Linked DNA regions of Homo sapiens: region 1 is linked to region 2. The links are chromatin contacts, found by Hi-C in ENCODE. All regions are on one chromosome and are shown on one strand. Each heading gives the region's core, a stretch centred on a gene start or an enhancer-like site at or near the end of the contact. The rest is flanking DNA. Distances are from core to core; before and after follow the strand shown. Region 1 holds the start of EGFLAM-AS5 (EGFLAM antisense RNA 5). Region 2 holds the start of DNAJC21 (DnaJ heat shock protein family (Hsp40) member C21).

Evidence for each region. A loop is a pair of places that touch in the nucleus more often than their neighbours do. Pooled maps may share reads with other maps.
Region 1: a map of ascending aorta shows a loop between it and region 2 (12-fold over the local background). The contact joins the promoter of EGFLAM-AS5 here to the promoter of DNAJC21 in region 2. A Hi-C loop is called at or near these places in 1 of 168 maps with a recorded cell type or tissue (ascending aorta) and 5 of 50 pooled maps.

Annotation. Positions count from the first base shown.
Region 1 is chr5:38,467,016-38,469,725 of GRCh38, forward strand. It overlaps EGFLAM-AS5 (EGFLAM antisense RNA 5), which reads right to left and starts at 1,351. Exons shown (of 2, transcript NR_199676.1): 1 at 1,224-1,351. RefSeq lists enhancers at 1-450, 1,818-2,689.
Region 2 is chr5:34,928,120-34,930,819 of GRCh38, forward strand. It overlaps DNAJC21 (DnaJ heat shock protein family (Hsp40) member C21), which reads left to right and starts at 1,440. Exons shown (of 12, transcript NM_001012339.3): 1 at 1,440-1,797. The coding sequence starts at 1,701. It overlaps LOC124900961 (a long non-coding RNA gene), which reads right to left and starts at 1,562. Exons shown (of 2, transcript XR_007058731.1): 1 at 1,530-1,562; 2 at 1-1,014. RefSeq lists silencers at 1,116-1,585, 1,596-1,665, 1,696-1,895 and enhancers at 1,924-2,569, 2,036-2,205.

The DNA.
Region 1 (2,710 bases), core at 101-2,600, 3.5 Mb after region 2:
AGGCTAACAGCAGTCCCTGTCCTAGGGAGGAAGGATGGAGTGGGGCACGGGATCCTGAAAAGCTTTTCTCCCACAATCAGGGTCTGAGGAAATTCCCCGGAACCTCCCACATGTTCGAAGCAAGGGTGACCGGGTGTGGGGTGAGGATGTCCTTGCTTTTCCTATTAAGATGGCCTCCCATAACCCTGCATGTTCCTGGAGGCCCCACCTCAGGATTTCTCTCAGGAAGGTCTGTGGGGGTCTTCTGTGTCCCCCTTCTGCGGCTGCCCAGGCAGCTGCCCCGGCCTGCCCGCCGCTCTGAAGGCCGTGCCACTCTCCCACCCTGGTATTTGTCTTTCATTTCCTGACCCAGTCCTGCTCCCTTCTCCCGGCCCTCCAACACAAACAGGCCGGCTGGTGTCCACACACAGACTGCCCTGCTGGCACGGGCACTGGCGCTTTCCTGCTGCTGCCCCCTCTCCTTCCTCCCTGCCCACCTCCTCCCCTGGCCCTGCAGGAGCTGCTACCCCCTCCCTGCGTGGGAGGAAGGAGCTCGGAAAAGCGCCCGGAGTTGGAGCTGGCAGGCCCAGGGCTTTCCACTTGGAGGAAACGCTGCATTTTTCACCTTTAACCCAGAAAAATATGGTTCTCAGAAAGCTTGTTTTTAGCACTGTGAGTTCCCAAAGGAGGAAGAATAGGCAGTAGGGGGGCCCCCAGCCTCTCTGAGCTCCGACAGCAACCCCCACCCCAGAAGGCCGTTCTTCCTGGGAGGGAATGACCGAGGGGCAGCCTGCAGAGGCCCAGCTCCGAGAAAATAAAGGCAGAGAATTCCAGCTCCAAGCGGAAAGACAATACTTTAGGAGAGGAGCCTGGACAAGGCATGAGCCGCTTCCCACCTCCTCCCTGCCTCTTCCAGCTCCTGCCCAGTCCAGGAACGCATAGTAGTTGCCCTTGGAGCTGGGGGTCAGTCCGGGCGTGCCCACCACCGCCCAGACCCTTAGCTGAGAAGGGGGTAAGATTAGCTTATCAAAGGCGGGAACGACGTTCTCCAGCACTTTCTCCCTGCAGTGGGGAGAGAGCTGCCAGCATGGAATCAAAATTAGAATCTGAAATCAGGGGTCGTACAGCTTTAGCCCACTCCCACGTTATTTGTCAACATGGAGATGTGGGTCGTCCGACGGTATCCGAACTAGGGACTTATCCGGCACACGCTAAACAGAGAAGGGAAATGTAAGCAGCCCTACCTCAACCATTGTGAGGCCAGAAGTCCCAGGGCTGCCGGCATTTAAGCTGGTGGGTCCCGTGGAAGTGACAGGCTGCCGTAAGGAAGTTCCAGCTTACAGGTGGCTATGTTCGGGCCAGCAAAATGACTAATCCAATGCAACAGCATCAGCTGGCTTCTGGGCTAGGCCCTGTGAGTAACCGCACCGCAACCTCACAGTCAAAGAATGTTCACATATTTGATCTTCATAACAGTCCTCCTCCTATGATGGCTGGAGCAGATGGGCATGGCCTATTTGACTTAGGAAGACAGACACTGGCCACAAAGACTGGGTGACTTGCCCATGGTCCCATCACGAGGACGCAGCCACGATGCTGTCCCGTGGAGCTTTTCTGCCCTCACCCTGACCTCTGGTCAGGTGCAGTCTGCCCAGGGACACCCGCATTGTTGAGGGACATTCTGAGGCTCCCTTGGGTTAGCTGTCGTCTGCAGTATAGTCGTGTAAGTGAGGGAGATTCGGACAAAGGCCATGTCCCAAGAGTCTGCTTGCCAACGCATGCCAGTTTCTCATCACAGCCCTGAATCTGCCTTCTTTCAAAGGCCTTCTGTTGCAGGGACTCTGGGTTGAGCAAATCTGAAAGCAGAAACTAAAGAGCTAGTCCAGCAGGGTGGGATTCAGGCCCCTCTACGGGCAACTGGGTGTAGGTTAAATTCTTTTCCCTTCCCTCCTTTGCTTTCATCTCCACAAATAACCTCCATAACCCTGGGGAGTGGTTGCAAGCTATTTCTGCCCAGCAGCGTGTTCCCCTGGGCCCCTGCCTCGCCCCAGCCAAGCCACGAGCTGAAAGAACAGGGAAGGCAGCTGGGAAAGGCCTCCCCTGCCGCTCCTCTTCTTCCCGCTTGCTCTTGCTGAGGCATCTTTGTCCTAGAAAGTTCGTAGCTCCCAGGAGCACTTGCCATTTCCTGGAAAGACGGGAGAGAGAACATTATGTCTCAGCCCCTGGGAGGATGTCTCTTCTTTTCTATTTATCCATCTTGTCTTTCAGTTTTGCTCAAGATGCAAATGGTGTCCAGAGGCATAGAAATTTCCCAGCATGTGGCATGGCCTCCCCCGATGTCCCAGCTGCTCACCTACAAGCCAGGGCCCAGCCCGGGGCTATGACCTCCCCGAACAGCCTGCTGCCAAGGGGCTGCAGTTCTGACTTGGCTAGGAGAGGACTTGAGTTGGAATGTCTCTTCGAAGGAAGGCCAGGGAGGCTCAAGAAATTTGCCGTTTATACTCACTTAATAACAAAAGTAAGAGGCACCAGGCCAGGGGCTTAGCTAAGGAAAGCCCTGTTAGGAAATTGGCCAAAAGAAAGCGGAGGCAGAGAAAATGGACTATGAGGCAGAGAGAGCTGTGGGAGGAGAGGGGTATGGGGCCGCAGGGGTCGCAAGGCTCAGTGCGTGGTGACTTCCGGCCCTGCCGGTAGCATTCCATGTTCTCACTGAACGTGGGGTTCAGAGAGC
Region 2 (2,700 bases), core at 190-2,689:
AATCCTTCTTACTTCAGAAGGTAAAAGAAGTAAGTGATTCCTACAGGCTGTATCCAAAACCAAATCAAGTTGGAGGGAGAAAATACTCCAAATTAAGTTGGAGGGAAAAAAATACTTTCCCTTTCCGTTTTTTTTTTTTTTTTTGTCCCTCCCTTCCCCCCGCCCACCATCCCAATTCTGTTCTCAGGAGGGGAAAGGTTTCATTCTCCCCCAAACTCAGACTTCTCAATCCTTATCCATTACCAATTTACCAACTAACTGAGACTGTGTAGAATCTTCCTCTGGAAAAAAGGGAAGTGTATGAATTCTGAGTAGTGAGTTGGTTGGTCAGTGGCGTGTGAAGTAACCTGATGAAGCTTAGCGTGGGTTTTTTATTTTACTGGGGGCAGCATATTGGGGAAGAGAAGGATAACCTTACTAAACCGCTTGGGTACGCCAACCCTGTGCAATAGATATTAGCAACATAGCTAACCATACATGGTTAGTAAATACAACCCACACCTAACTGATGCATGTAAACATTCCACATTACAGTGAAATATATTGGTGTATTAATGCATTTTAATAATTATGGTATTATTTTGATACCTTTCAAAGTGTTTGGAATAATTGTGCAGATAGTCAGATCAACCAAAACCTACCAGTTAAATACTATCCTTTAACTGCTTTCTTAACCTAAACCAATCTTGGAAAGGTAGGATTAGAGGCCAGAAAGTTAGGATTAAAGTGTGTTGGATGGATAGATCAGCACAATTTCATCCATGTTGGTGGTAAGGCTTTTCATTAAGTGTGTTGATGCTTCCCTTTTAAATTGTTTCCGCTTAAATAATCTAACTGTCCTTTCTCAAGCATATTGGTCAAGATGATCAATACCAGATATCTTAAGTGGCAGCTGAAGAGAATTAAAGAGATTAAAAAAAAAACCTGATATTCAGTCCAACCGAATTCTGCTACTGTATTAGCTGAGGAGGCTTGAGCCAACCACTTGACCACTTGGAGTCTGAATCGCCTTATCTATAAAAACGGGGATCCATTGAGAAATTATAATCAGATATTTTCCAGAATCCTCTCCCATCCCAGCTCCTATCTCCCCCTTCAGCCCTCAGGTCGGCTGCCACTCACACTGACCGCCATCTGTGCCCCTCACAATGACACCAGCGTGGCCCTGCCTCCCTTCCGCGCGGCCCCGCCTCTCGCCCCGCCGAGGCCCCGCCTCTCACACCAAGGTCCCGCCTTCCTCCTGTTCTTCCCGGCCAAGGCCTACCTTCCTCCCACGCGGCCCGCCTCTTTCCCCGCCAAGCTCCCGCCTTTCTCCTGCGCGGCCCGCCTCTCTCCTCGCCAAGGCCCCGCCTTCCTTCCTCGGGGCCTCGCCTCTCACCCCGCCGAGGCCCCACCCCCTCCCGCGCGGCCCTTTCCGGCACAGAGCCCACCCCTAGCCCATGCGAAGCGGCGGCCGCCGGCACCGCCCCCGCCGCGCTCCCGCTTGCCGCAGCCTGCGTCGTCTGCCGCCACCGCGCGCCTTCACTGACCTACACCACCGCCGCCGCCGCCGCCGCCGCCGGGCTCGCTGGCTGGCCCGGTGCGGGCGGCGGACTCCCGCCGGAGAGGACTGCCAGCGCCGCCGCCGCCGCCGCTTCGGCCCGGGCCCGGGCCCCGACCCCGTCCCGGGCCCCAGCGCCGGCCGCCCGCCCGGTCGGGCGATGAAGTGTCACTATGAGGCGCTGGGGGTGCGGCGCGACGCCAGCGAGGAGGAGCTCAAGAAGGCCTATCGGAAGCTGGCCCTGAAATGGCACCCGGGTAAGTACCTGTCCCGCAGCCCCCGCGGCCACTCGGAGAAGCCCGGCCCTCCCCGACCTTCCCTTCCCCCGGGCGGACTCCGCGGAGCCAGCAGAGAGGGACCTGGCGGCCTAGGAGCTCCTTGCCCCGCCCGGCCAGTGCCCGGAGCCGCCCTGCCCGTCTCGGTGGGCGAAGCGCTCTGCCCTGGCGCACCCCGGCTCACACCCCATCTCCTCATACCCGCGACCCCGGCCCCGCATCGCCACTGTAGGGGGAAAACTGCAGTCCAACAACCTCACTTGCTCCCGCTACCGGGTCGCAGACACCACGAGGGAGCAGTCGGGAACTCGGAACTCAGACCTGCCCCAGGCTTGCTTTTCCCTGCGTCCCTTGCAGCGCAGCCTCTCGGTGTTTTTCCTCCGCTGCCCTCCACCTCGTCCGGGAATCCCAGATACTTCAACCTGATGTATGGCTCTTTTCGTTTCTTAGTTAAGAAGTTAAGACACGGGAGCTAGTAAAATATCTTTTCAATAGGGATGCGCTTTTTTCGCTGTTTTTTTTTTCTTTTAATAAGCTGTTTAAGCAGACCTTGTACTTCACTTTGGACATGATTCTGCCGGGGAAGGTTTTAATCAGGCGGCTTCCCCAGTAAAGTTTGTATGTTTACTTAGAAGTATCCTTCCTTTGGATGTTTCATTGGTCTGTAATCCAGGCCTGTGTGACTTTTATGAAGTAATCTGATCTTCCAGGCTGGGAAACTAAGAGAGTAGTTGACTTTCAGCTTTTTGAGGTTCATATGAAGAGGCTTTCATATTAGCATTCATCAGTAAACACGGTTACAGAGTATCCAATATATGCAAGTCACTGCACTCTACTAAGTAGATTTGGAAATGCTGAGACAGGGGTCTTAGAGTCTTGTTAGGA